Linked DNA regions of Mus musculus: regions 1, 2, 3 and 4 are each linked to region 5. A link is a loop called in an ENCODE intact Hi-C map of the cell type or tissue named here. Cell type or tissue: left cerebral cortex. All regions are shown on one strand. Links, peaks and the distances in the headings refer to the core of each region. The heading gives the core; the rest is flanking DNA.

What was found. A loop is a pair of places that touch in the nucleus more often than their neighbours do. Peaks named below come from ENCODE experiments on the same cell type or tissue, not always from the same donor. Only the 100,000 strongest peaks of a DNase experiment are listed, where the experiment ranks them.
Region 1: a loop joins it to region 5, with 4 times the contacts of the local background. A loop is called at or near these places in 10 of 42 quality-filtered maps.
Region 2: a loop joins it to region 5, with 2.8 times the contacts of the local background. A loop is called at or near these places in 21 of 42 quality-filtered maps.
Region 3: a loop joins it to region 5, with 3 times the contacts of the local background. A loop is called at or near these places in 20 of 42 quality-filtered maps.
Region 4: a loop joins it to region 5, with 2.7 times the contacts of the local background. A loop is called at or near these places in 4 of 42 quality-filtered maps.

Annotation. Positions count from the first base shown.
Region 1 is chr3:79,492,672-79,498,783 of GRCm38, reverse strand. Fnip2 (folliculin interacting protein 2) reads left to right here. Exons shown (of 17, transcript NM_001162999.2): 9 at 5,307-5,508; 10 at 5,864-5,952. Among named protein-coding and RNA genes, the nearest start is that of Gm36442, 16 kb to the left of the region's middle. In left cerebral cortex, for the core only: a CTCF peak has its summit at 3,401 (motif pointing right); a DNase peak (open chromatin) is centred at 3,426.
Region 2 is chr3:79,443,181-79,449,292 of GRCm38, reverse strand. It overlaps a transcript of Gm17359 not described here. Among named protein-coding and RNA genes, the nearest start is that of Gm36442, 66 kb to the left of the region's middle. In left cerebral cortex, for the core only: a CTCF peak has its summit at 2,977; DNase peaks (open chromatin) are centred at 3,626 and 3,962; H3K27ac peaks cover 494 bases.
Region 3 is chr3:79,435,459-79,441,570 of GRCm38, reverse strand. It overlaps a transcript of Gm17359 not described here. Among named protein-coding and RNA genes, the nearest start is that of Gm36442, 74 kb to the left of the region's middle. In left cerebral cortex, for the core only: CTCF peaks have their summits at 1,674 (motif pointing right), 3,427 (motif pointing right) and 5,181; a DNase peak (open chromatin) is centred at 5,175; H3K27ac peaks cover 967 bases.
Region 4 is chr3:79,466,327-79,472,438 of GRCm38, reverse strand. The region is part of intron 14 of Fnip2 (folliculin interacting protein 2); the gene reads left to right. Among named protein-coding and RNA genes, the nearest start is that of Gm36442, 43 kb to the left of the region's middle. In left cerebral cortex, for the core only: a CTCF peak has its summit at 3,008 (motif pointing right); a DNase peak (open chromatin) is centred at 2,824.
Region 5 is chr3:79,219,551-79,225,662 of GRCm38, reverse strand. All of the region lies in intron 1 of 4921511C10Rik (RIKEN cDNA 4921511C10 gene), which reads right to left. It also overlaps a transcript of Rapgef2 not described here. Among named protein-coding and RNA genes, the nearest start is that of 4921511C10Rik, 9.7 kb to the right of the region's middle. In left cerebral cortex, for the core only: CTCF peaks have their summits at 3,611 and 3,819 (motif pointing left); DNase peaks (open chromatin) are centred at 1,168, 1,356, 1,715 and 3,832; H3K4me3 peaks cover 451 bases; H3K27ac peaks cover 1,576 bases.

The DNA.
Region 1 (6,112 bases), core at 528-5,527, 270 kb before region 5:
CATGTCACTGAGCTAGCTATTTATGTCAATTCGCTGAGTTTGTAGATTGCCTAGTAGTCACTATGTTTGAGAGAATCTGTGAAGATGACTCAACCATGTGCTTGTGCTGAAGTAGTTGATGTCCCAGGCAACAGGTGTCAAGGAAGATCAGTACCGGATAAACACTGTGAAGGCTCAGAGTGCATAGGAACCAAGCGGGGAGAATCGAAGTGGTGGGGACTCTGGGGGGGACCGAGGGTGATGAGGAGCCCCAAAGGAAGATAAGCTGAGCAGAGAGCTGAGGGAATCTCTTCTGTTCTCTCAAGACCCTAAAAGGCTGCAGCTGGTCCTTCACTTTAGTCTACTGAGTGGACTAAAGTGGAGTGGTGAGATTGTGGAGTCAGAGACAAGTCTAGCTCTGCCCTCATCACACACGTGCTGGAGCATATTAACTGGGTCCCTGCAGCTTCTTCTTAAGCATTAGGATGGTAACGGGTTCAGCCTTTGCGTTAGGAGAATACAACTAGATGATCCAGTCAGGTGGTCAGGTCACGTTTAGTGTATGGCAAATAAAACATTGGCAGTGCATATATATAATCTTAGCACTTGGGGAGACTTAGGGCAAGCTGTGTCCAAGGCCAGCCTTGGCTACACACAGACACTGTCTCAAAAAAAACCAAAAAAACCAAAAAAAAAACCAAATTTGGGCTCTCAAGATGGCTCTGTGGTTAAGGGCACCGGTTGCCAAGCTCAGAGACCTGAGGTTGATCAGGAGCCACACAGTGGAAGAAGAGAGCCGGCTCTAGGAAGTTACCCGTGACTTCCAGATATGTAACATGCCATAGGTACACAAGCCACATACACAAATTTTAAAGAAAAAAAAAAAAAAAGAGACATGGTCTCTACATAGCCCTGGCTATCTGGAACTTACTATATAGACCAGGCTGGCCTTGAACTCAACAGAGATCCACCTGCCTCTGCCTCTCAGGTGCCCAGAATTTTTTTTTTAAACTGCAGATAAAACATTGGCCAATGGGGCAAACTTATCAGTGTTTCTGCTCTCATTGGTATCAGTCTGGCATGTGTCAGGTTCATGCCATTTCCATCCCCACTACCTTTCTGCAGCCTCTGCAGTGGGAAGAGATGGATGCAGAGAACCGTCACAGGACTGCTCTCCAGTGCAAATGCCTTTCCATCCCTTCAGATTTATATCTGAAGCTGTCGGTAGCATTTTCAAGCCTATGCCTCTAAAATATAAAAAACCAAACTGAGTGGAGACCTGGCACTGGGAACTGTGACTTGTTGCTGAGCCTCCACCTAACTAAGAATCTGACCTTCAGAAAGCCTGGGCACGTAGTGGGTCTAGCTACATAATTTATGGGACTAGTGCAATGTGAAAATGCCAGGCCCCTACTCATAAGGCAAGAAGAATGCTAGTACAGGTGCTAAAATGTAAAGCTCATGTTTAAAAAATCTTACTTAAAATATAGTAGTGTTATATGAAGAACAACATAAAATTATAAATTCTAAAAATAACATTTTTGTGTTATAATTTAATATGGTACAAAACAGTATCATGATTCTCTCTAAATCTTATTTTTTTCTAAGTATTGATGTCCCACTCTGCTATTGTAACTAACACAGAAGAGGAAACACAGTGATCAGTGTATTGTGGGTCCCAGCCTGTCCTGTAGGAACGTGCAGTTGAGAGGTCCAGGAGCCTCCCTCTGCTGCTGACTACTCCCTGTAGGAAGTATGTGGCCTGGAAACTCAGTTTCCTCCCTTCTGTCCATTCCCATCCTCTGTTCTGGGGCTGACACTGATCTAGAGCATGGAGTGCAGGCACACTCTGCCTCTCACGGCTGAGTACAGGCACACACTCTGCCTCTCATGGCTGAGTACAGGCACACACACTGCCTCTCACGGCTGAGTGCTGGAGTGCACACACACTGCCTCTCACGGCTGAGTACAGGCACACACACTGCCTCTCACGGCTGAGTGCTGGTGTGCACACACACTGCCTCTCACGGCTGAGTGCTAGAGTGCACGTACACATTACCACTGGAACAGAGCCTGGCATCAAAAGCTTCTGGCTTTGAAAGGAAGTCCACAGTAATTAAAAACACCCTTCCTATCCTATATGGTGGTATACACCTTCAACTCTTAACACTCAGGGAGCAGAGACAGATGTATTTGAGGACAGCCTGGTATATGTAGCAAGTTTCAAGCAGCCAGGGCTATGGGATGAGACCGTATCTGAAAAAAGAAAGCTAATTTTAATATAAATAAGTAGAATATTCTTCTTAAAGAGAGTTAGTAGTTAAGGATGATGTAAATCTAAAGGCTGGCTCCTTTCTGACTTCATCGTGCTAGGTGGCAAGCTTGGGTTATTTGGACACCTGTTTGTATCCTGCAGCTAGCAATAGCTCTGATACCTGTGGGGGCTGAGGAGCCTCGGGCATTTCATCCCTTAGGGAGAAACACCCGAATCCCAAAGGAGCCAGACATGGAGACATGCCCCTTGCAAGCCTTCTAGTTATTAAATTGAACAAAGTTGCCAGTGGGACATTCTTAGGCTCATCATACTATCTGTTTCATAGGTTCAGTGTAAGTTCAAATCTGACCTCAACAGTAATTGTGCTTGGCAGCTCTGATATATCGATTATAGTTTATTCATATGTGCTAAAATGATGATAGTTATAAATTTGAGTGATTATGATTTTGAGGTACTTACATATAAGAGTATATTCTTAAGTGTAACAAAACACAGCTTCATTTACTTATTTCTTTGTTGACATAGGGTCTAACTCTGTACTCCACACTCTCATGTGATAGAGTATGGAATTCCATGCCTCCTCTGTGTGATGGGAAAGGCTTAAGTGAGTAGCCATGGTGTGAGTGTGTGTGTGTGTGTGTGTGCACGCGCGCACGCATGCATGTGCGCTCATGTTTTAAAACCCACTAACTGGTCTGAGTGCTTCCGGATCTTCCCTGTAGTGCATCGCAGAGCATCCAGTAGCATGAGCTGGAGCTGATGGGTCAGTCAGGATGAGCATCTGGTCACTGTTGATTTCCAAGAGCCTGCATCCTGGGTTATAACTCTACAATCGTTGCCAGAGAGCTTTCTGTCCCCAAGCAAGCGCTGTTTCAGTTTGTGTACTCCAAAACAGCTTGTGCAGCACACATGGACCTGGAGAGAGGATGAAAAAGTATCTGGCTATACAGTTGGTTCTCTGAAACATTCCCAAGCATTCTCTGTTGTGGAATAATACTTAAAAGATAATCAGGACACTGGTTTGTTTCACTGTGGAGAGCTGATCCAGGACTACACACTAAAGTCCAGTGGCTTTAGATGCTCGAAGAGATGTGTGATGGAGACAGTGAGATGTGGCCTCGGTTCAGCCAGGGAAGCTTTACAGCATTCAGCAGGTGGCACTCTCTGCCGTGCTAAAGCTCATAGCTGTGGTGACGTAGTTTAGAGGGAGAGAAGGAGGTGAATGACAGCCCAGCGATGGCCACAGTTTGCGCATGAAAGTCCAAGTGGCTTGAGGAGGATGCGAGTGCTTTGCTTTTGAGAAAGGTGAGAAATAGAACATTCAGCAAAGAGGCAAGTTTTACATGATCACACTGTTAAGCTGTCCTTGGACTTGAGTTCAAACCTATATCCTCAGCCTGTCTGCCTCAGCCTCTTGAGTTGGTGGGATTGCAGATGTGCACCACCACACTTGGCTAGAATCTCTATTTGTGTAACAGAAATAAACTGGTGCATAGGAACAAGCTTTTAATACAGGGACTTTATAACAAGAGTAGGAGCCTTTTCAAATAGCAGGTCACTTTCTGTGTGAAAATCTGTGACAGTCTGCATGATTCTCCAAGCTTTTTCTGTCACTAGGATGGGCAGATCTCTCAGAGAAAAGAGTTGGTGGTTTATTAGGATATTTGGTGTGTTTCCACACCTGCAGATCAGGAGTGACCTTATGGCCTACACCCTCATCCCAGATCTTGAGGGATGATAGAGAGAGCAGAAACAGACACCTCAGAGCCTTCTTTTTAACATTGCTTTCCTAACCGTGCAGCTTTGGCCGTATGTTAGTAAATGTTAGTGCGTGTGTTAGTAAAATCCCATATAGTTCAAAACTTACAAGAGACTGCAGACTGTGAATAGAGCCCTAAAAATGGTATAGTTGGTGACAAAGAAAATGTGCCACGTGCTGCTGTGTGACAGGCTAGTTATACTAATTTGCAGTATACTCTGGCCTTTACTTTGGTGTAGAACAAAACAATTTTTTTTTTCTTATTTTCCCTCTTGCTGTTAGTAGATATTGTGGTAGCTCTCGTGACTCTTCATAGCATTTAAATAAGAGTCATGGTTAAAGCGTAATTGTATTATTCCTAAGACGGGTATTAAGAAGCTATTGGCTCTGTAATTCTTTTATTACAGAAGCAGAGCCTTTTGACCATATTAGAAGAGAGTTGAGCCTTTCTGCTTAGCGGATTTTCCAGAGTGCTCAGTCAGTTAATCACATGGCCTCTTTGGAGCATTTAGAGGAGTTACTTCATCTATTGGTATTAATAGCCTTGGGGATGGTGCCAGTGAGTGTCGAAGCATGAATATTCCACAGGACCCGTCTTCTGAGTCTCTCATCTGTTCTTACCTATCATTAAAAAACAAGGACCCGAGTTTCCGTGGTTCGTTTGTTTTATATTCTAGGGCACACATGTGCCAGAGAGCACCGTGAGCATGAGAGGACAACTTTCAGGAGTCAGTTCTTGCCTTCTGTCTTGTTGAGGCAAGGTTTCTCTTGTTTCTCCTGTGTCGTATTCTAGGCTAGCAGGCCTGCGAGTGTCCCACCACCAATTCTTCTGTCCCTGCCTGTCACTCGCAGTGGGGATGCTTCGATCATGGCTCTGTGCTGCCACATGAGCCTTTTCAGTGGATCTCAGAGATGGAGCTCAGGTGACTGGGCATGTGCAACACAGCAAAGACTTTTACCCCACGAGTGCCTCTCTAGCTAGACCCTGTGTTCTCCCACTCCTCAGTGCAATCAGAAGGGTGAGAGTCACACGTTTAAGCTGCCACTGGCTTCCGTCTGAGCTGCTTTGGATGGTAAGATGGTGGGTGGTGTGTAAGACGTGTAATGTTGGTAAGTGCATATCCTCTTGGTTTTCCTGATAAAGGAGTAAGAGAATGAGTTGGAGGTAGATGGCTGGCCGGCTGAATTCTCGGTATTCTGCACAAGCATTCTGAGTGTCACCCCACGACAAGACAGCTTACCTTCAGCGACTCAGTGATACATGGCCGCTTTTCAAACCTAATTTTCCTCCAGGTCAACTGATGAGACATTTAGCTTGGCCGAAGAAACGTGTAGCTCTAATCCAGCTATGGTTAGAAGGAAGAAGATCGCCATCAGCATCATCTTTTCCCTGTGTGAGAGAGAGGCCGCCCAGCGGGATTTCCAGGACTTCTTTTTCTCCCACTTCCCCCTGTTTGAATCTCACATGAACAGGCTGAAGGGTGCAATCGAAAAGGTAAGGGCCCCGGGCTCCATTCCAGGCAAACACTTAAATAAGGAAATGGAAGGTGATATGATTGTGACCTACTTAGTGGCCAATAGGGGAGAGATTTGCAGTTTAAAGTGACACGTTATGTGGAGATGGCCTGCGTAAGGCGGTCAAAGAGTGTCCTGTATGATGACCCTAGGATTTTTAAGGCTAGAGACCAGGGTGCTGTAGGGAAGGAAGTTACTGGTTTTGATGAGGAAGAATGTCATTACCATCAATATTTTAAATGTATTATAGCATCGTTGTTCATTAGTGAGTCAGCAGGCCAGTCATAGAGGAATATCTTCTTAGAGAGTAACGTGGCTCTCTCTCTTCCATGAAGGCCATGATCTCCTGTAGGAAGATCTCTGAATCAAGTCTCCGAGTCCAGTTCTATGTGAGCCGTCTGATGGAAGCACTGGGAGAATTCAGGTAAAGTTCAAGGTTGGAAATCCAACAGGAAGTGATGAGCAGTAGTATGACCAACTGTCATGAGTCTATGTCTTAAAAGAGTTGGGGGACTGGCCATATTTAGTCATCTTAGTGTCGCTACCCATGAGAGCAGGGTACGTAAAGCCAAACATTGAGTAAT
Region 2 (6,112 bases), core at 655-5,654, 220 kb before region 5:
CCACGACTGTATCCTAGTTGCTTGTTCAGGACAAAAGCCTTCGGCTGCCTGTAATAGGAACAAATAGAAGATGAAAGAGAATAGAAAAATAGAAACATCGAAAGCAAATAGAGACGGTCTAGAAACAGCTGCCAGCCTTCAGTGGGTGAGATTGGTTCCTTTCTCACTGTTTGAGGAGATTTCTGGCCACAGACCCAAGGGCATCTGCAAACCTGGCCTGCTTGCCTTCACCGAGGAGGTTCTAGGTGTTTCCCACACCCAGCATCTCCAGATGCGAAGCTGCTGGACATTCCTGCCTCCGTGGACACCTGATAGAAGCCATAAACACTCTCATCTCCCCATTGCCTGTGGAGCCCAGTCAGAGCCGTGTGTGGAAGAGTCTGTGAAGCAGGGGGACACCAAGACCTAGTGAGAGGGTTGGGTGCATATCTGCTGCTTTTAAGGTTCCATGGAAACTAGGCAAAGTGCAGCTCTGTGACCCTAAAGTCTAGCTTTAGATGCTTTAGCAAGAAAATCTCCCAAGCACCGGCTTTGCACTAGGTTTACACTGTCAGCCTTGATTCCTTCTGTGGAACAGGCTTCAGTATCTTACCCCACAACAGTCAGACTTTTATGCCAGAGGCACATCTTGCCTGGCAGGCCTGTAGTGTAGCTCGGAGGTTCCACAGCTGGATAAGGTTACTGATGGCTCCACCCCCCCACCCCAAACACACAACACCCTACTTAGCACCTTCCATACTTGAAACCTAGCCAGCATGGAGGAAGCGCTGGCTCTGTTACAGCCTGATTTCTTTGTGTCCTGCAAGCAAACTTCATCGAATCTTCATCATCGATTTCTGGTGGGCAGCCAAGAGCATTGGTCTTTGGCCTGTGCAGTTCAGAGTACTTCTGGGACTCCCCCAGCCCCCATGAACAATACAGAAGGTGTCCCACATCTTCCCATGGTTTTGGTCTCCATAGTGTCTGCCGAGAAGTCAGTTTTATGTCACCTTCCTTAGCTGTTTTCCATAGTCTATCTTTGTCGTTGTCATTGAGGTTTGACCTGCTGTATACAGCCGTGAGTCTATTTATCTAGGTTCTATTGAGCTTCCTAAATATTCACCCTACTGTTTTGGCAGTGGCAATAATGTTGTCCAGTGATGATTCCAATTTATTAAAAGTACCATATGGGTTGGAGAGTTGGCTCAGCAGTTAAGAGCACTGACTGCTCTTCCAAAGGTCCTGAGTTCAAATCCCAGCAACCACATGGTGGCTCACAGCCATCCATAATGAGATCTGATGCCCTCTTCTGGAGTGTCTGAAGACAGCTACAGTATTCTTACATATAATAGATAAATAAATCCTTAAATAACTAACTAAATAAAGCGTCTTATGTGTCCCTGGAAGTTCCTGCTTGGTGAGTTCAATGGTCAGCCAATGATGGCCAGAGACTTTCTGGAATGTTTTGAATCATTGGAGATACTGGTCTTTTTACATACTGAGGTCTATTCCCATGTCCTGGAAGGCAGGTTACTATGAAAGTTAGCCTTAGCTTATCCTTTGCACAGTACTTCAGGATCAGCCTGAGTGAGAGCCTGGATGATATCAGGCCTTCTAGACATAGACCGCGTCCATCCTGGGCATCCTGCCTTCTAGATTCCTGGAGCTGCAGCAACACTTCTCACACAGCCTCCTGCACACTCTCTCACTCTCTGTTTTGTCCCTTTAAGGTATTAGGCATCTGCTGTTTGCCCCAACTCATTACTGATAACTGTGATATTGGATAACTGCTGCTAATCTATTTTTGACAAGTGCCCATGAGACTGAGCTGTTTACATACAAAATGAGCTAAAATAATTGAAAAGTCTGGGAAAGGAGCTTTTCCTGGGTTTTCAAAGGCAGGTTAACTATGACATGTCTGTGTGTGTGGCTTCCCGGAGGTCTTCAAACCTATGTCCTGCCTCCAGGAATTGGTAGACAGCTGTTTCTCATGGATATTGTCTTTTAAGGCAGTTGGTTTTCAAGCCTGCCCTGGAGTTATGAAGAAAAGGGGGGCAGGCAGCTCAACATCACCCACCCTGAGGATCATAGGCAACGCCATCTTTCTTTTTTTCTTCTTTTTTATTAGGTATTTTCCTCATTTACATTTCCAATGCTATCCCAAGAGTCCCCCATATCCACCCCCCCAATCCCCTACCCACCCACTCCCCCTTTTTGGCCCTGGCGTTTCCCTGTACTGGGGCATATAAAGTTTGCAAGTCCAATGGGCCTCTCTTTCCAGTGATGGCTGACTAGGCCATCTTTTGATACATATGCAGCTAGAGTCAAGAGCTCCGGGGTACTGGTTAGTTCATATTGTTGTTCCACCTATAGGGTTGCAGTTCCCTTTAGCTCCTTAAATGCACTGAGAGTGGCTTATGGTAGCCTCCTCCTCATGCTCTACTTGGCCCTGAGTTCCCACCAGTGCACCCTGGTGGCTCTTAGCATCACCTTCCCGTGTGCCAGACTGATTGCTCTCCACACATTCTAGTCTGATATCCCAGCAGCTCTCTGGTGCTGGGCCACATCCTCCTCAGGGAGTCCTTGAAGTTTGTGTTTTCAAATCTCTTCTCTCTAGCAGTCTAACTTCTCAGGCTATTTCATTCATATTTTTTTAAGTACGTTTATCTCTTTGTGTGCTCATGTGTGCCATGGTGCATGTGTGTAGGCCGAAGAACAGTTTGCCAAAGTCATTTCCCTTCTTCTACGGTGTGGGCCCCAGAGATCAAACCTCAGGCCATCAGGGTTGGCAGCGAATGTCTTACCTGATGCGCCATCTCTTCAGCCTCATTGCCTTCTTTTAAATTTTTAAAATTCTTTCTGCCCTGTTACTGTTAGCACTACCTTCAATTTTACCTAATTCTCATTTGTTAAAAAAAAAAAAAAACTTAGAGTAAACATTTTGTGTATGAGTGTTTTACCTGTACCTATGTGCAATGCCTGCAGATGCCAGAACAGGGCGTCAGATCCTCTAGAACTGCAGTCAGAGATGGTTGTGAGCCATCCTGTGGATATGGGGAACCAAACCCAGGTCCTCTGCAAGAAGCACCCAGTGATCTTAACTGCTGAGTGATCTTCCCAGCGTGTGTGTGTGTGTGTGTGTGTGTCTGTGTCTGTGTCTGTGTCTGTGTCTGTGTCTGTGTGTGTGTGTCTGTGTCTCTGTGTGTGTTAGTGGGATTGAATAAGAGTGTCACCCCCATTATACAAGTTCTCCACAACTAAGCCCCAGCCCCAGTCCCTTTATGTTTCTGTGTCTTTAGTATCTTTAGTGGGTTCTGACATAGAACACATTTATGGTCTATTTTGCTTGCATCAATAAAAATTTTTAAAAAGTGTATTTTTTTTTCTATCTCCAGTTAGAAAGCCGGCGATCCTGCACATAGTGAAGGGCTTGGCAGACAGTGGGAATGATCTTAGATTGACTACTTCTTTTACTATTTAAAAATGTTTTATTACACAACAATGTTTGATATTTCCGCTACAACTGCTGGTTCAGAGATGACCAAATTTTTCCTAGCAGCCTGAACATCAAGAAATGGGCTGAGGAGAGAAAATAGGTTTTAGCACTCAGGAAAAACTGGCTGGCCTTTTCTTACGTAAGTGTCTAAAACTGACAGGGCAAGCTTGGCTTTCCTGTGGATGCTTGTGACAGAGAAAACACTCCAGGTGCTGAGGAGGGGCCGTGAAGACGGGCTGCCCTGGTTCCAGGTGTCTTGCCTTTTGTGTGGAGCTGGGACCTCGTGGACTCCGTGGCTGCTTTGGTTCATGACCAAACAATTCAGTGGCCTCTTGGTCACTGGCTTGAATGTTGTCATAAGCTGATTAAAATAGCTATTTATTCTGGAGCACCAAAGCGGCCAGCACCCACGGTGCCTGAAGCCACCCTTTCTCTTCTGTCTGCTGCCCTGACCCACATCTTGTGAGCTCTGTCTGGGGAACTAAAAATACTTCCATATAAGTGGTTAAGCGGCTGTCTCTTGGATTCTGAGGTTAACTTTTCAAAGTGACTGTGCTGAGTTCCAGTGAGTCAGCCTCCCACCTAATCTATATAGCACAGTGAGTTACTCACTTGAGTTTCACAGAGACAAGCTTCCTTTGGGGCTTTGCGTTTTCCGTACCCACCATGAAGTGATGTCATTGTGTATCCGTGTATTTCTGGCTTTCGCGGAGGACCCTAATGACCTGCTCTCTCTTAAGTTCTTCCCTAAGGATATGGCTCTCTCATTGGCTGCTTCCTCAAGGCACCATCAATATTTGCTCTTTCTAATTCTGGAAGTGAAAAAAGTCCCATTGGCAAAGGGGAAGTTTTGAGCTACACATACAGAAGCACTTGTCAGGTCCTTTGTTGTCTAAGGGACAAGTCCTTCCCTCTCTTCTCTCCTTGGGACACTCCCGGGAGACCTTTATTTACATGGATCTTTTTACATCTTCAGTGCAGCCCACACCTACCATCAGATCGCTCAAGAGAGAGCTTTAAGATGAATTTCTTCATATTTCCCGTTTTCAAGCTAGCCTTCTGCATAGGCTCATGGGGCAGGGGGTTGCTGATGATGAACAGCAACAGATGGGGGAATATTTCAGAGATGCTGGCTACTTGAAAAGACCATCCCTACCCTTACTGTGGGTGCTCTCCATCCCACCTCCAGAGGCCAGCCTGGCCTTGACTGCAGCCAGGCATCACCACTCAGCCCTTCATGAGGGCAGAGGTTTTGGAAGGTGGGACAGCGTGTCATGATGCTCCAGACTGGTGCCACACATATTCTAAGTGAGTTAAGTACAGCTTTGTTTCCTTTGATTGGCTCTCCATCTTGACACACCACCCTAGAATTATTTATGATTATGCTGTACATACACTACTCTCTAAACATTTCATCTTTCCCCCTGGAATAGTGCTTATTTGACCCTGGATCAACAGCCTATATCATAGACACTACTAAAAAACAAAAGTTGGGTTGGTTTTTTTTATTGTTGTTGTTAAACCAGACAGATCAAAAGAACATACATATTAGGCAGCTATTGATAGAAAAACGTTTAAAAGCAAAGGATAACTATTGCCCAATGGAAAGAACAGGGCTTATAAGAAGCTATCCTCTCTTTTTAAGGAAATTTTTTCTTTCTATTTAGGTGTCTGTCTATCTGTGTCTCTTTCCCTGTATAATATATATATATATAAAACGTGTATGTGTGTGTGTTTGCAATGTTGCCTTTGGAAGCCAGAAGAGGGCGCTGGAACTAGAGGTACAGGCAGTTGTGGCTTCCTCACATGGTCCTCTCCAAGAACAGTGAGTGAGCTATCTCTCCAGCCCCAAGGAATTTTTTAAAAAACTGTACACGTTTTGCTTAAATGCATGTGTATGTACCACATGCATGCCATTTACCCAAGAAGCCAGAAGAGGGTGTCAGATGCCCTGGAACTGGAGTTATTGATCATTGTGAGAGACTCCACATGGGTGCTGGGAATTGGACCCAGGTCCCCATGGGTATAGCAAATGCTCAACTGCTGAGCCATATTCCTAGCTCTGCCCATTCCATAGGCCAAGATGCTGTGCTTCTTAGGTACAGTGCCTCATAGAATTCTCCAGAAGGCACATGCCTACCATACTTGCTTGATGTTTGGACTTCAGGATACTGGCAAAACCAAGGGTCTATCTTTGATTTTAACAACCTACTTAAAATAAAGTCAAAAGGTAATATTGAACCCCAAATTATGGCCAAATAAGACAACTGATGACCCCAAAGACCCAGAAGCTATTCTGTTGTACAGTTGTAACTTGTGTAAAGGGTGGCATGCATCTACACTGTGACCCTTGGGTGATGAATTGCTTTTTCAGCGAGCTGTTCTCTCAGGTTTTGGTTTGGTTTGTTCTTGTTTTTCTTACAGTGTCAGCGATGTTTTGTTGTTCCTGTCTTTAAATAATAGATGCCTTAGCCAGATTTTACAGTATAAGCATACATCCAGTGTATGTTCAGGGACTTTCCAGATGTCCACGTCATGTAGCAAAGACATACACGGGGACATGAATAAGCATTTTTTTAAACTGCTGTGCCTAGAAACAAGCGAAATGGACACTAAGGAATTATGTGAATGCTAAAC
Region 3 (6,112 bases), core at 495-5,494, 220 kb before region 5:
TTTAAACATTCTACCACTACACTGAGTTAAAGGAGTGAAACAGGAATCGTCTCTGTGCCTTGAGTGAACACGTCTTCATTAATTTACCAGATTGGCTTCCTTCCCTGAGCTCCAGAATGTGACTAATGATGTCACCAGCACATTGCTGGTTGCCCTTCTGGACTCCAGCTGGGCTCCCCTACGCAGGCTCCGAAATCTACTCCAACCCGTCCTCTAGCACAGAACAACAACATACTGCAAACGCTCCCGGTGCCAAGAACCTGCTTGCAACGTGGAAACACGCAGAGGGGCTGGATGCTTCTCATTCGGTGTTTTAAAGTGACTTATATGAAGTGACCATTGCATCAAGCAGTCCCATGCACATAGCCTCAGAAGCAGGTGTCCAAATACCTAATAGATCATCTGAGGCTCCCGATTAAGAGTGCAGTGTCACTCCTGACATTGGCACATAAGCCGTCCAGTGGCCCCTGCCAGCTTCAGCAGCCCAGGCCTCCTTTATTTATGCTGGTGCTTCCTGGACATCCCTTGCTTCTTTGTGAGTGGTGAGGGAAGAAAGGGAAGGCGTGGCGTTGGAGCTGCTTGGTGTCAGTTTGGAGCACGTTCCTTTCTCTAGATAGGAAATCTATCGCTTTATTCGCTACAATGAGAGGTGGTGCAATTTGCTTTTACTCATTTGCAAAACTGAAGCACTGAACACAGCAGACAAATGACAGTGCCCCACTGCTCATCACACAGTGCACAAATGACAGTGCCCCACTGCTCATCACACAGCGCACAAATGACAGTGCCCCACTGCTCATCACACAGTGGACAAATGACAGTGCCCCACTGCTCATCACACAGCGCACAGATGACAGTGCCCCACTGCTCATCACACAGTGCACAGATGACAGTGCCCCACTGCTCATTACACAGTGGACAGATGACAGTGCCCCACTGCTCATCACACAGCGCACAGATGACAGTGCCCCACTGCTCATCACACAGTGCACAGATGACAGTGCCCCACTGCTCATCACACAGTGGACAAATGACAGTGCCCCACTGCTCATCACACAGTGCACAGATGACAGTGCCCCACTGCTCATCACACAGTGGACAGATGACAGTGCCCCACTGCTCATCACACAGTGGACAGATGACAGTGCCCCACTGCTCATCACACAGTGCACAGATGACAGTGCCCCACTGCTCATCACACAGTGGACAGATGACAGTGCCCCACTGCTCATCACACAGTGGACAGATGACAGTGCCCGACTGCTCATCACACAGTGGACAGATGACAGTGCCCGACTGTTCATCACACAGTGGACAGATGACAGTGCCCGACTGCTCATCACACAGTGGACAGATGACAGTGCCCCACTCCTCATCACACAGTGCACAAATGACGGTATCCTACTACTCATTACCCAACTCAGCAAGCATCAGTTGACAGACAATCTTATTTCATCTCTCTCTTCATTACTAACCCCCATCCCCAGGACACCCTATCTCTATGGTATAAAACACATGACATCTTTTTCTTATCGTAACCGCTTGGCCAGTATTTACCCTAAACAATTAATACTTTGACTAATCACTATCCAAAAGTTGAGTTGTCTCCTAACTTTTTAAAAATACTTATTGATTTATTATATGTAAGTGCACTGTAGCTGTCTTCAGACACCCCAGAAGAGGGCATCAGATCTCATCATGAATGGTTGTGAGCCACCATGTGGTTGCTGGGATTTGAACTCAGGATCTTCTAAAGGGCGGTTAGTGCTCTTAACCGCTGAGCCATCTCTCCAGCCCAACTTTTTTAAGTGTTGGAAAATCCAAATTAGCTTCACACCTCTTTGGTGACTCTTTGAGGCTTTTTATTACGTCTTAACTGCTCATTCGTTAACAAAACTGGGTTGCTTGTCCCATAAAACTTCTGTCATGTATCTTCTGTCTCTCTTCACTGATACTGTTTGACATTTTCTGACATCGTTTTATTTCTACACGTCGTCAGTGGGAGTCGGAGCTGGGTCTGTGTCATGCTGAGTTCTGTGGCAAGGCTACTTCACAAATTCGCTAGGACTGCTGTAACAAAACACTACAAGCTGGTGGCTTAAATAGCAGCGAGGTAGATGTGTCTCTCCATGTGTGTCTTGTGGGCCCGTCTGTACCTGTGTCCCGACAACCTCTTCTCATAATGAGCATACTCATGTTCCTTTATTTTTGTTTTGTGATGCTAAAAACTAAGCCCATAGCTTCATGCATGCCAGGGAAAGGCTTAACAACTGAGCAACATGCTAACCCTAATTTCTTCTTAAAATCTCCTTAAAGGTTGGGTATATGGCTTCCTGGGTAAAATGCTTTCTTTCTGTGCAAGCATGAGGCCCAGAGTTCAGATGCTCAGAACACACATAAAAGCTGCACATGGTGGGATATGTCTGGAACCCCAATGCTAGGAGGGGAGGGTGGAGACACAGATTCCAACCAGAACACTTTAGGTTAAGGGGGAATAACTTTTTAAAATCCCAATATTGGGGTTGGAGAGTTGGCTCAGTGGTTTAGAGCACTGACTGCTCTGCTAGAGGTCCTGAGTTCAATTTCCAGCAACCACATAGTGGCTCACAACCATCTGTAATGGGATTTGATGCCCTCTTCTGGTGTGTGTCTGAAGATAGCTTGTGTACTCATATAAATCAATCAATCAATCAATCTTTAAGAAACTCCCAATATCAGTGGAGTTAGGATTCCTCGGTGACATCATTTGAATGTCTACCTCCAGAGGCAGTCACATGCTGAAGTCCATGCTAGGTCTTTACTGTGTAAGTCTGGAAAGGAGAATGGGAAGGCGTTCAATGATAGAGCCCGTGCTTAGCTTGCAGGAGAGTCTGGGTTCCATCCTCAGAACCATTTAATGATCTCTAGAAAGGGCCTAGCTTCTCCCATCACAAGGCACATAACCTAAGAGGCACATACGATCTACGCATTCTGCTTGCGATGCTCCTGGTGGCCTCTTAGCACCAGTGCATAGATGCAGTAACTGTTTAGGCCTCACATGGGGGTGGTGCCTCCATTTCTGTTACTCCTTTTGTATTCATAAGCTGGAGAACTTGGATTTCCTCTTTTAAAGTCACCTCACTTTCTGTGTGGTTATATGGTGGTGTGCTGTGTGTTGCAAAAGTGGAACTCACATGACTTTATTTCCTCCTATTTTCTGTTTTCAAAGTTAGTTCACTGGAATGCTCCAAAAAGGGCCTCTGTACTGATTTGTTTTGGTGTTGGGGATGGAACCCAAGGCCTCCTGGTTACTAAGCAAATGCTCTGTCTCTGGCCCACAAAATCTCTCTCTCTCTCTCTTTTTTAAAAAGAATTATTTATTTTCTGTCTATGAATACATTGTTGCTACCTTCAGACACACCAGAAGGGGGCATCAGATTCCATTACAGATGGTTGTGAGCCACCACTTGGTTGCTGGGAATTGAACTCAGAACCTCTGGAAGAGGTTAAGCCAGTGTTCTTAACCGCTGAGCCATCTCTCCAGCCCCAAAATCTCTTCAAGTCTGACTCCTCCAGTTCCTTTCGACTTGAGAGGGTGTTTTTTGTTTTGTTTTGCTTTGCTTTGCTTTGCTGTTATGGGGTGAGTGGATATAAAGATGTGAGTGCACATTTTCAGAGGTCAGGGGGCAGCTTTGTGAAATCTGGTCTCTCCTTCCATCTTTACATGAGTGTGTAGGTAAAACTTAGATAATCACATTTACTGTGCAATCACTTTTACCTGCTGAGCCATCTCTCCAGCCCTACAGTGAGTTTTGACAACTCTTTTGCTGTCTGGTCTTGCTGCATGGCCTGTTGAGATGCTTCAGGTTCATCTATTTCATCTCGTTCTCCAAAGCTATAGTTAGCCATTTCTCCAAGATGCCCTGATTGCTTTTGGTGTGAAGGTATTTGGAGAATCTGAACACTTAGCCCGGTGTAGGATGTATGCTTGTTTTCTTTTGGCACTCCGAAGACTGAGGCAAGACTGAGGCCAATTGGGGGGTTACGGAGTAAGTTTAAGAACAGCCCGAGCTACACAATGTGATCTAGTCCCTAAAACAAACTAAAAGAATCTAAGTACTAACGTGTGATGGTTTGTATATGTGTGGCCCAGGGATTGGCACTCTTAGAAGGTGTGGCCCAGTTTGAGTAGGTGTGTCACTGTGGGTGTGGCCTTTAAGACCCTCACCCTAGCTGCTTGGAGGTCAGTCTCCTCATAGCAGCCTTCAGATGAAGATATAGAACTCTCAGCTCCGCCTCCACCATGCCTGCCTGGATGCTGTCATGCTCTCACCTTGATGATAATGGACTGAATCTCTGAACCTGCAAGCCAGCCCCAACTAAATGTTTTATAAGAGTTGCCTTGGTCATGGTGTCTGTTTATAGTAGTAAAACCCTATCTAAAACATAAGGGAATTTTCAGCTACTGAATTGGCCCTTATGTTTAGGTCTTTGCAGTGAAGAGAATATGGGGGAAAATAAATATACAACTACAATCCATGTAGTAGTAATGGTGTGGGGGTGTGCACGTGTGCACGCGCGTGCACATGCACGCATGGGCGTGAACATGATGAGTGATATTGTAATAAACTTCAGAGACTTTCATCTCTTTTACATCTGTAATGCCCCCCCCACCTCCTCCAAGAATTTTCGTACTCATTCAAAGCAGGAATGATTGAATGAGAATCTCACTTTGTTTTTCATTTGCTCCAACCCATAATATATCAGATCCATAATACAGAATCAGAGTAAAAATATTAAAATACTTCCACCAAAATTTGTGCTGTTGTTTTTGGTCCAATAATATAATCCACTAGAGGTTATAAAAGCATCCATAAGTCCAGTCCATATGTCTGATGCCCCTGCGGTGCTTTGAATGCCTTACCTAGAGCACTTGAGGACTTGGGTTCATCCCCAGGGCTGTGGAATAATTCTTGCCTTTGGTTAAACCATAAACTGGAAACAGGCTCAGGTTTAAACAATTTTATATTTAAAATGACTTATTTTGGAATAAGGAATGGTATAACCATGGCCCCATGCCATGACGTCTTCCTGTTTTTGTTCTTGATGTTGTCATGACCATATGTGTCGAGGTGGATCTGAGGAGGAGGTACCGCCCCGGTGGTGTCTTACTGAACAGCTGCAAAGAGCAGCTTAGCTTCTGGGAGAAATGTCTTGAAGGCCTCAGCTCTGCTCCATGAAGAAGACATTTGTTCAGCCACCCACCATGCCATCCATCCTTGAATTTTAATGAGTTAGCCTTTAGGCTGCTAGACAGAAAACAAGCCAGCCGCTCTGCATCAACCCTGCCAGCTTCACACACTGCCTCCGAGACTAGAAATGAACTGTTTTTATTGTCGAATACATGATAATTGGGCTCAAAGAGGAATTTGTCTGAACATGCAAATTACATCTGTAAATAGCAACACTTTGGACTCGAAATCCAGCCACTCTCAAGGCTGATCCTACCTATCCTTCAGTTTGGGTAGCCTTCTCTAGATTCCTGCCCAGAGTTAAACTTTCAACTGTGGGCTTTGCTTCCACTAGGTCTTTCAGTCCTATTGTAACTGATACTGTTAGGTTTTTAGGTATCTGAACCAGCATCAAGTATAGTACCTGTCCCCAAACACTAATTGATTCAGTATTTCTATCATTGCATGCTATCTATCATCAACTATAGTGTCATTTCATCTGTGTCTGCTCCCCTACCCCTAACTAGTCCCCGGCAAGGTGATAAGTTCTTCGAAGGCAAAATTCATCTTATTCACTTGGAATTAAAAAAACCGGAAGTGATGTTGGACAAAATTGAATCTGGTTTATAATGGATGAGCACAAGATGCTGTTGAGGACCCTACATAGGCAAGAGCCGACATTTAAAGACAGGGTGGTTCATGCCATACAAACCCTTACGCTAATACTACAGTCAGCACTTGCATGTGTATTTTCATTCTCTCACTTTGAAAGCTCTTCACTGTTTAGGCCAGCTAGAGATTATCTGTTTTCTGTGAGCAGTAGCTGCGATATTATGTTGACTAATAGATTATACGTGGTAGCTTCCAGTTCAGTTTTTCTCAGATTCTCCGTCAAGACAGGC
Region 4 (6,112 bases), core at 805-5,804, 250 kb before region 5:
ATGGCATTCTCCCCGCCAACATGTATGAGGACATTGTTGATGGAGTTTTAGGGTATCCGCCTAGGTCTTGGCAGTTCCCAAAGCTACGCTTCTTCCTCTTCCCTGGTATAGCAAATAAAAGCGGTCACCTTGTAATTCTGCCGGAAACAGGCTGGCCTGGCCGGTGTTCTCCCGCAGCGGGTGCCATTGCTTGCACAGCTTTAGGGAGGGATCCCAAGCATCCTTAAGCAGCAGGAGCTCCTTGGGGCTTTTGATTGACTTTCTGAGCCTTGTAGGTTTCATTTCCCGAATCTTAGTAAGCTTCACTCTCTTTCTACGAAGGAATGCTTTAATTCTAAGGAAATTTCTGCCTAGCAGTGTGTATTATTACACGCCCGGGTTTGTATGGTTTTGATACATATATGTATTTGATAAGATGTGATATTAAAAAAATTCTACATGAGCCAGCACTTGGAAGGTCAAAGCAGGAAGACTGGGATTTTAGGATTATCCTTAACTGCATAGCGAGTCCAAGTCCAGTGTGAACTACATGAAACTCTGTCTCAACATGCCCCAAATCTGTTTAGTAAACTCTGCCATTATTATATAGCTAATAAGAAAAGGTTAATGTTAAAAAGAAACGTAATTCTGGGCATGTGGCACACAAGTTTGAGGCTAGCGTGTGAGTCCCAGACTAGTCTTTGTGTAGCAAATCAGAAACCATCAGTGTAATTCTGTTTTCCTTTGTGCAGTGTGGTGCTATACACTTTTCAACTATAGAGCCTTCTCAGAAGAGACTTGTTCCGTAAGGGCCAGGGCTAGGCATGGTGGCTGCCTTCACAGGAAAAACACCATGATGAAAATGAACTGGAGGAAAATTCTGTAAGCCTAGCACTGAAGAGGCTGAGGCAAGCAGACCACAAGTTAAAGCCCTCGCTGGCCCCAGGGTAAAAGCCCACTGGGACCTACATACTGAGGGCATGTCACAAAAACACAAACTAATTAAGCTCCAGGGCATCGGGTATGTGTAGGTTTGTGTTGCTGAAACAACCCAAAACATGGATTTTTAGATTTCTTCCAAGTCTATATGAGCTTAGTTAGCAGTTGACTTTTAGGCCAAATCATAGTGCATTTAACCTGGCTCCTCTCCAGTAGGCCTGTTTCTATTAGTAGGGCTATCAACAGTCAATAGAATCAATAGCGCTTACGTGTCATCTCTCTGACTGTATGGCAGTCGAGCTCCCTCACAGTACAACCAGTGTGATCTCTCTCCGTGATGGTTTGACCATTTCCCAGCTGCTTTCTCCTGACTTTTAAGAGTCATATTTCTTTTAGAACGTTCTTGTTTTCCAGCAAATAAGCAGGTCCTAGGTGACACTCTGAGGTGGATGTGCGTGGCTAACTCTTCAGGAGCACTCAGGGACTGAGCGTGAAGGATTTAGTCTGAGAATATATAACTCTTGTAGTGTTTCCAAGGCCCTCAGTGCTCAACACCCTTCTCTTGCTGGAGTCTGTACATATCAGGAAACCCATGCTGTAAGGCAGAGCAGGATGCCAGGGCTCCATCCTTTGTCTGTGCAGAGCCTGTTATAATTCAGGAGGTAGCGTTTCCCATGTTCCTGCCCCTGTGCTAGGGAGGGGCTTGAGGAAACTGCTGACCCACAGGCCCCGTGTCTCTGCCTGTGTTCTTTCTCCTTGCTCCTGTGCTCCCGTGACCTAAAGGAGGCTCAGCGTACTTTCCATGAGTGATCTTCCTCGTACATTTCTTTTTCTTAGTGAGTTACTGCTTTAACTTTATATACCAAGCCCTCTGCCCTTCTTGACCATATATGTTGCTACAAGCCTCTGCTATAGTTCACACATAGAGAATGTTCTTTCTTCTTCAGTGCTTAAAGAGACTCTTCCCATTGGTGGCGGGCGGTACCACACAGACTGTTGGGAGATTGGATTGGCACATGTACCTTCCCTCCTTTTTTCTGCTGCAGGGAGAACATATAGGAAGTTAGGGTCAGTTGGAAGCTAGGACCCAAATCACCCTCAGATCAGTGTTTTAAAGGCTAGATTTTGAAGCAGAGCTTGGTGACAGATGCCTCTAATGTCACCATTCAGGAGTCTGAGGCAACAGGATCACTGTTGAGTTGAGTGTGGGGCCAGCCGGAGATGCATGCAGTTAGTAGTCCATCTCACAGAGCATAATGTAAGCAGAAGACTCTATTGGAAGGCTATGAGGAACACATAGAGTTGGGAGAGCAGCAGAGCGATCAGGGTTTGTACTACCTGCTGTCGGGGAGAGAAGAGACAGCGCTGCCCAGTGCTGCCCAGTGCTGCTGCCACCCGACCTCCTTCTGCATCTCAAGAAAGGAGCATTGGCTTACTATGGCCTGGGCACCTCGATAGAGGGGAGACAGCAGCTTACAGACCCACCAGGCCTTATCCAGAAGGAAGTTAGGAAGTTCAGATAAGCAGCTCAAAGCAACAAATGGTCAGCACAGGGTGCTGGATGGTACTAAATAAAAACAGAAGGCAGCCTCTTTAGGAATGAGTTAGGAAAGTGCTCACAAGCATTGGCCGTGCTGTCTGCTGCACTGGGGCAAGGAGCAGAGCATGGGGCTATGATCGCTGTGCTATTGCGCGGCCCCCTCCCTCATGTGCATGGAGGACACAGTGAGGTCTGTCAGAAGGCGCAGCTGGTGAAGCAGTCATTTTTTGATCAGTTTTGTTATCTATTAGAAAAAATGCAAATTAAAATGACTACGCACTCTGTGTGATGGCTACAATTGAAAAGTACAGTCTGAGACCAGGATTGATACAAAGTAACAGAAGCTGGAATATATAGCAGATGGCAGTGGAGCCACTTTGCAGAGTTAAGCCTGCACTTACCACATGACCAGCATTTCCACTCAGGATTTATTCAGAGAAGTAAAACAGTGTTCGCACCAAGATTTGTAAATATGAATGCTCATGGCTGTTTTGTTCTTTCTCTTTTTTAAGATTTACTTATTTATTATGTCTACAGTGGTCTGCATCATCCATGTATTCCTACAGACCAGAAGAGGGCACTAGATCTCATTATGAGATTATAAGCCACCATGGGGGGCGGGCTATGTGTGTGCTGGGGATTGAACTCAGGACCTCTGGAAGAGCAGCCAGTACTCTTAACTGCTGAGCCACCTCTCTAGCTCTGCTGTTTTGTTCTTGTTGGCCACATTTGAAACAATCTCTCTCTCTCTCTCTCTCTCTCTCTCTCTCTCTCTCTCTCTCTCTCTCTTTCTCCCCTCCCCCTCCCCGTCTCCTCTCCTCTTTTCTCCTCTCTCTTTGTCTCTCCGTTTATCTTTTATTTGATATGTATGAGTGTTTGTCTGCATAGAAGCACATGCACCATATGCATGGCTGCTCTTTGCAGAGATGGCAGGTTCTCTAGAACTAGAGTCAGAGACAATTGTGAACTGCCACGTAGGTTCTGGGAACTGAACCCAGGACTTCCACAAGAGCAATATGGCTATGCCATCTCCAGAAAAACAAATTACAAGAGGATACTCAAAAATAAGGCACTAAAATGCAATGATTACAGCTATATCTTAAAAGTACTATTTTTAAAGAAGCCAGACATGAAATTCTACAAAAGTTCGAGCAATAGTTCTATGTAGGCTTAGATTTTTCAAAACCTCTATTTTATTTAGGGTTCTTAAACACTTCAACCTCCCTTCTAACCCACTGACCAGAGGTAGAGGAAAAGGAAGCTTAATAAGGAAAGGGTGTGGTGGATCTGTTTAGAAGTAGTTTCTTGGAACGATTCCACTCCTCATTGTCAGGATACCAGCAGTCCAGTTCAACAGCAAACACCAAACATGAATCAGTAGCAGTGGCTTGATCCAGCAGAAACAGCAAGGCTCCACCAAATGAGCACAAGCAGTGGAAGTTGCCAGAAGCAGCCGGAATACCACGAGACGTTCTTTAGCACATTTCTATGAAGTGAAGACCAGCAAAGGTCACGTTGCATGACTTAGCAATTCACAAGCTCCCCACTGCAACCCCCTGTCTGTGAGGCTTCAGTTATATTCTTTCTAAACATCACTCACCCTCTCAAGTGTCTGTTTTCAGCAAAACATCACATGCTTTCTGACAAGACAGCCTCCAGGAAAACATCACATGACACAACTGAGTTAAAGAAACCAGAAATTTCCACTTCAGTTCTAGAAGGCATATTAGTTGTTGCTGAGATAACTAGCTATAGAGGACTGACTACAAAGGAACTTGGACTTCTGTGGGTCCAGCAAAATTCTAATGCATGGTTTATGACAGTGGGTACACAAGTATATACATTTGTTAAAGCTCATCCAATTTACGTATATAATTAGTGAATTGTAATGTGTAAATTACGTCAGTAAACAAGACAAAAAGAAGCCCAAAAGAGTCTAAAAGACAAACTTCCAACTAGCACACCAATACCCTTCTAACATAAAATGATGGACACATGTCAGTCACATGAACCATGGGACACTTGCATAAAGCTGGGAAGACTTCTAACAGTATGACTAATATTTGTAAGAAACAATTTCATGGTAAAATCGATCATTAATTTGATAAAATTAAATGTAATCATTCTATTATAAAACATCACACCTACATATTATTTATGTCTGTACTGTAAAATTTTGAGATGTTTTAAAAGTCAGGCATTAAATTAATCAGAAAAACAGCCTTTCTGAAGATGTAAGAAAAGAATATTTACAATATCAAAATTATCCCCCATAAACTAGGAGAAATAACTCCAGATGAAAAAAACCAAGTAGCTGACTGGTAAACCTATAGCATGTGGGTGCACACAGGATGCCGGGACTCGGTGGGCTCCTGTAAAATGCTGCTTTTACCAACTCCTAGAGCACATGCAAGCCTTGAGGCTTTGGGCTTGAGGCTTGGGTAAAGACCATCCCTGGGGACCTCTTACCATTTACCATCAGCTCCTGCTACTAACTTACCACATATATGAATCACTAGCTCAGCTATTTAACACCTACAGAACTACAAAGTTTCCATCCTGGATAGCTACAGGAAGGCAATGAATTCAGAGCAACTACAGGCAGAGCAAAAGCCTAGTTTGAGAGATGAGATATTTATGAGGTGAGGCCATTTTTTCTGATGTTTCGAGGTTGTCTTAGTCTTTTTCTGTTACGGTAATAAAATACCCTGACAAGACTTGCTTAGAACAGAAAGGTTCATTTTGGCTCACTGTTTGAGATTATCGTCTGTCACTGCAGCAGTCACAACAGCAGGAGCTTCAGTACAGCTGATCACATTGCATCTGTGGAGAAGCAGCAGAAAATAATGAATGCTTGTGCTCTTCACTTTCTCTTTATACAGGATCCCAACCTAGGGAATGGTGCCGCCCATCATGAGCCAGTCTTCCCACCTTTTATATCCCAGTCAAGACAATCCTTTACAAGCATGCTCTAAATCTCACTTGACAACTAAGATGAACCATTACAGATGTTTATACCATATGACACAGTTTATTATGAAGTACTTGAACATTTTTAAGTATGTGTCTCAGCGGCCAGACTTTGACCTTTTAGATTCATCAAGTCCTCAGCCTGAATATAATTATTAGAAATGATTGGTGTGTACAACCACAGTTACTAAAGAAACTTTGCTTAACAATTAAAGCTATAACTTTAAGGAACTGGTATTGGTAGTGGTGTGTGTGCACATGTGTGTATCTTAAAAGTACTATTTTTAAGTACTTTTTAAGTGCATGCCTGTATATATGGAGGCCAGAGGTCACCATTGGGTGCATTGTTCCTTAGGATATCTCTCCAGCTTCTGATACTTGTTTGTTTGGTTGGTTTTAAAGGTATATGTGAGTGTGTGTGTGTGTGTGTGTGTGTGTCTGCTACACATAAGCAGGTACCCACAGTCATTAGATCCCCTAGAGGTAGTTACAGGCTATTGTGTGCTGCCTAAAAGGTGCTGGGAACCAAACTGCTGTCCTTTGGAAAAACAGGGCGTTCTCTCCAGTCCCACCTACCTTGTTTTGTGAGACAGGGTCTCTCTTACTGGGGCCCAGCACTCACCAGTTAGGCTTGGCTGACCAGCCAGGTGGAAGTGTCCACCACCATGTCTGGTTTGTTTTTTA
Region 5 (6,112 bases), core at 787-5,786:
GATGGAGTGATATATTCAAGGGCAGGGAGTAATGAGCAGAGTCTGGTTAAGGACCGACTGCACACTCTGCCAGGGCTTATTCAGTCTGATTACCTACCCTGCCTGAAACATCATCCCAGATTGTCTGCAAAATTTGCATTTTGTTCTGAGTCCTACCACTGGTTTCAAGGTTTCTCAATGTTAAAGAAGGAAAAGAAGCCACCAGATCTTTTGAGGGAAGATTCCACTTTAGATGCTTTTCTGGAGGCCTGTGATGTAGAGAGTGGGAGATAAATACTCTTGCATCTTTGGATGTATTCCTAGCATCTTTGGATGCTTTCCTACCCCTGCATCAGAAGGATTGCCTGGATGGGACCACACATAGGTCCTGAGTTTGGGAATTTCCCTGAGCAAGACTGGTTCACTTAGACCACCACTTAGAAATCCAGACACCAATGTAAAAACCTCCATTGAGGCTGGTGAGATGGTTCAGTGGGTAAGAGCACTGACTTCTCTTCTGAAGGGCCTGAGTTCAAATCCCAGCAACCACATGGTGGCTCACAACCACTTGTAATAAGATCTGACACCGTCTTCTGTTGTGTCTGAAGACAAGCAGACTGGAGGGAGCAGAAGTCCTAAATTCAATTCCCAACAACCATATGAAGGCTCACAGCCATCTGTACAGCTAAAGTATACTCATATACATACATCAATAAATAAATCTTTAAAAAAATGCCCCTCTTTTAAGGCTACTAGACAAACTCTGGGCTACTTGGTAATAATCTCAGGTAAGGGCACTGTAGACACAGCAACAACAGAAGGGAGTTTATGAGCCCCAAATAACGCTGTGCTTTTAAAGCTGAATATAATTTTAGCCTCTCAAGGATCTTGCCATGTTGTCCTGTCATCTCTTGCTGCATGGTAGTGGAAATTTCTCCCTAGACTCCCATCCCTGGACGCCCTGCCCTGCCCTTCCTTGAGATTATTCTTTCCTCGGAGAAGACTCTGCATCTGCCCGTTCCTCCTGCCTGTGTGGACCCTGAGTCCCAGCAGCCATTGTCACACAAGCTCGGCTATACTTTATAGCCCTGGTTCCAGAGCAGCCCACACCTTGTTATGGCAGAGAATTTTGGGCTTCGTGGAGCAGGGCCATCTTCCTTCCTCCTCTGCTCCCTCTGCGGCATACTCTGCAGTGAATGGCTTCCCAAGATGAGACTCAGCACTCCAAGGACACTCTGCTCTCTGCTGACTTCTAAAGAATCTTGGTAATGGTCGCCTTCAGAGGAGGAGGGGTTTTTTAGGAAAATGATAGAATGAAGTTTTGAATAAGGTGAGGTCCGTCACGTAAAAAGGGCACCGGCACAGACATAGATTGTTAAGTGCACACTGCATCCTCTGGAGAGGTACAGCCGTCTCCAGAACTATGGATAAACGTTTGGCTGGTGCTTCAAAGGAGATTTCAGAGTTGTGACTGTGACGGAGTCGGTCCAGAAACCGACTCACCTGTTCTTACAATGGGATGCTTGGTTAGAAAAAAAAAATTGATTATTTTATAAGCCTCCAATTCTCCAAAATCCAGTGGTTCCCCCACCCCAGCCCCTGCCGTGAGTGCCCTCACCTTCTCTGTAAGTGGCGATCTGTGTGTGGTGAAGCTGTCTCCTTCATTGCAGCTCTCCTTCACAGATAGGTCTGAGAGAGCAGCCTGAGCAGTGGCTAGCGTTTCTGTCGTTCACAGGCTCTTTCTGAGATCCGCTTGGGAGAGACGAGGTTTGGGAATAAGTAATACTATTGGTACTTGCGACCTTGCAGATCGTGCAAGACGGGAGAAACAGATGTTGAATTATTTTTGTCTTTTGTCCTAGCAAAATGACAGCAATGACAATTTCTATATTTAAAATCTGCTTCCTTCAGAGAGTGCATGCATTTATTTGCTAAGAGGCAGCGAGGAGCTGTGTTTGTCCGCAGTGACCTGCTCTGCTGTGTCCCTTCCTTCAGACCCCTCTCTGCATGCCACCACTGGAGGGCCGTTGATCAAACCTCTGGGGTTAGATGACGGACTGTGAGAAACCTCAGGCATCCTATGGATGAGGTGTGGACACGGTTCTCTTGGGAGAGGTGGCAATTCAGTGGCCCCTTTAGCCCACCTGATCCCAGACAGGTCTTCCACAGGTAACCAGAGCCAGACCAGATTGGCAGTGTAGCCAGCTAAGTGTTTTAACTGCTGGATGGAAGTTGGCGTTTGGTTAATTGTTAAACAGTAAAGATTGACCGGGACTCACTGGAGTGAGTGTGTGCGTGTGTGTATCTGTGTGTACATAGCTGATTGACCTTTTCGGAGGTTGTGCTTATTCAGATGTTTAAATGTCAACTGAAAATATCATTGTTCATCAACCGGTGAGAACTTAGTGACAGAGAGCACAGTTGAATGCAGATAGATTTTCAATTCTGTTAATTTATTCTCATAACATTAAAATTCCAATTTACGAGCTGAGACATTAAACACTATAAAATGAAGGTATCGGATGTGAAGTTTGCTTTCTCCCTAAGAGGTTGGGGAAGCTGTTGGCTGCTGGTGTTTAAGACACTGTGCTGAAGGTAAGCACAGACTCTTACAAGCAGTGATTGATTTGAACACGTCATTTGTCCACGGGATGAATTTCTGGTAAAATGTACATTTTCTTCTGAAGAGAAATTCTAATCTTCAGAAGTGAAAACAACTTGCTTACACGATTTTCCCTACGTGAACAATGCACAGTTTGTAAACAAAACTTCCTGTGGCTTCCTTTAGTCACCTCACTTAGCGCTTGCATTTCCTTCAGCAAGCCTTGGAGAGGGAGACTTCCCTGAGTCTCATTGTCTCTGCCTCCTCTGGATGGACACCTGACTGGTCTCAGGTCCCTAACACCAAGTTCAAGTGGAATGGAACAAGGGTGAATTTTCGCAATCCTGAAGTCCAGTTTGTATTTCCCGCGTTAAGGAGGCAGTCATTACTGTAAGATTACTTTAAAAACACCGTGTTATTATTGTCTGAGTGGGTGCATGTTGGGGAGAGAACATGTGGACACCTTGTGGAGTGTGGGGTCTCCAGCCATCTCTAGGGAGGTCTTGGGAGTTGAACTCAGGTAGTCAGGCATGAATAGAGCACACAGTCACTCTGACCCATCTTGATAGCCCTGTATGCTTTCAATACCCCTGTTTAAAAAGAAAATGCATAGGTTGCTTTTTTTCTGTGGAAAATATCCAAGGAATTTTTAACCACAGAGCAACCTGAACATTGCTCTTCACCCACGTGTCATAAAAATCCGAGGTTTGAGATAAGCCTTGGGATACACCTGGGCCTCAGGGTAGGTGACTTCAGCTAGGTGTCCCGGTTACCACGCCTCCTCACCTTCCACGTGGACTTAATGAAATCACCACCCCAGAGGATTGCTTTTCTTTTGGGTGTTAATTAGTAACTTTGAAAAAACAGTATTTTGCTTTCACGTGGTTTAAATAGATATTTAAAATAGATACTTAAGCTATTTGTTAAAGACCTGGTGGTCTGGATTCCTAACTTTTAAGTGTGCTGTCCTGAAACCCCTCTGTGGTGTAGTGACCTCGGCTTTTGTTCTAACTGCTCTGGGCTGTATCAGCCCCTGCAGGTGGAGAGGCTGGTTAAAATCCCTTTTATCACCCAGCAGGGGTGCTGGGAATCAGATGGGGGGGTATTAAAGTGTCCCCCAGCAGAGGCACGACAAAAACCATTGTTCTCTTCATGATCCTCAAAGACCTGAATTTGTGACCAGATATATATATATATTTACTTTTTTGAGTCCCAAGAAAGGGCTGTTGATCCATTCTGCCACCTTGTGGCCATTTTGAGGATTGTCTGAGCCCATTAAGAGGCCTTTCCCAAAGCTCTCTGATGATACTGAAGGCCGGTTTCTCCTGTCTTCTCCCCACCCTTCTCAAGAGTGCTGGAGAAAGCACATGGTACCCCAGCAGAGACGACACCCTCTTCTTTCTCTGTACCCCCCCCCCTCCACACACACACTCCCACCGCCTGCTCACTGTTCACTTGGGAGAAGTGTGTTTTACAGACTTTATCAGGTTCCTCCCTGGTCATGGCGAGGAAAGGAAAAGGTGAAGAGATTGTTGGTGCTTTCCCTGAATGGGGAATGCGGTGTGGGGCGGGGCAGCTTGCAAGCCAGAGGCTTGACTGATGCCCCTAGAAGGTGCAAACACGCCCTGCCTGGGGTAGGTACCCTCACCCTTCCTAGCAATGGAGAAGTTTCTGGACTCTTCCTGTATGACTTCAGTGTGCTCTGTGGATCTCTCAGACATGATGTATGCAGTATTGCACTAGCTTCTGTGGGGTGTGTTTTGGGAAATAATGCTAGCAAGGGTGTTTAAAGAGCGGCTGCTGCTCTGTGAACTGAATGATGCAGGGCCATACAGTTTCTTAGTGGTGCCTTAAAACTGTGTTATTCCTAGTAGAGAGGTTTAGAAGAAACCATATACCACCCTGGATTTCAGTTATCATCTTCAGATGAAAAAGTATCCGAGAATGGTGGTAGACTGCATCTTCAGAGGAGAGTTTCAGCGTCTGCAGTGCAGCTTGAGACTTGCATTTTAAACATCTAAAAGACTAACATGTAAATGTGTGTGTGTGTGTGTGTGTGTGTGTAAGTCTGTGGGTTCAAGTATAGTTAATGGCTTTCGTGCAGGGTTCTAAGAAGGATATGTGCGTCTGTATGTGGATGCCAGAGCTGGGACCCCTGAATGCTCAGCAGCAGAAGGAAATTCCGTTTTTTATGTTATATGACACTCTTGGGTTGCCAGAGGGAAGCTTGCAGTATGCTGTTTAGCTTTGCCAGCCTTAAATATGTTCCTAGTTGGTCTATATTGGAGGAAAAATTAGGTGGCTGCCTTGAAAAAAAATCAAGAATTTCTTTCTTCTTTTCCTCTTTCCAACCAAGCCATTTGGAGCTATAGTGATTACAGATGATAAACTGTACATGGGTCACATTTCACTTTAAAGCTGATAATAAAAATCTGGATTTAAGGGTTAGTGAATTTAGCTCAGTGGTAGAGTACATACTCAGTTACAGGGACACCAAAATTATATAACAATAACAATGGTAGTTAAAAGCCTGAATTTAAAAAGCAGAAAACTCGAAGTCAGGTGTAGTGGTGCACACTTTAATACCAGGACACTCAGGAGGCAGAGGCAGGTGGATCCCTACGACTTCAAGGCCAGCCTGGTCTACAGAATGAGTTCTAGGACAGGTAGGACTACATAGTGAGATCCTGTCTCCAACAAAAACCAACAAAACAGAAAAAAAAAGCAAAAAACTGTTTGGGCCCTTTAATAAGCTTTGTAAATATTTCATTTGACCATTAGGGGTTATATAGATGCTTGCAGATGAAACGAATATGTTGTAAAAACTCTGAGTATGTAAATGTTTCTGGAGCACGTTAGCTCTGCTGGCAGAGGTGTAGTCGTTCTGATTTCCTAGATAAACTTACCTTTTTGGGGGGCATGGTATGTGCCCTGTGTTGCTACGAAATGCCCTGTGCATTTATTACTTTGTGACTTAGTCAGGGTTTCTATTCCTGCACAAACATCATGACCAAGAAGCAAGTTGGGGAGGAAAGGGTTTATTCAGTTTACATTTCCACACTGCTGTTTATCACCAAGGAAGTTAGGACTGGAACTCAAGCAGGTCAGGAAGCAGGAGCTGATGCAGAGGCCATGGAGGGATGTTCTTTTCTGGCTTGCTTCTCCTGGTTTGCTCAGCCTGCTCTCTTCTAGAACCAAGACTACCAGCCCAGAGATGGTCCCACCCACAAGCAGACCGCCCCCCTTGATCACTAATTGAGAAAATGCCTTACAGTTGGATCTCATGGAGGCATTTCCTCAACTGAAGCTCCTTTCTCTGTGATAACTCCGGCTGTGTCAAGTTGACACAAAACTAGCCAGTACACTTCACAAATATGTTCTCAGTCACATCCCAGGGTCACGTACAGTGGGGGAAGGAGAGGTGGGCCCCAAGGATGTGTTCTCTCTCCTTCCTCATTCTTAGTGTAGCTGTTGCATATGTTTTAGTGTGGAAATACTAGGGACCTTGTAAATAAAACTTGTAAACTGAAT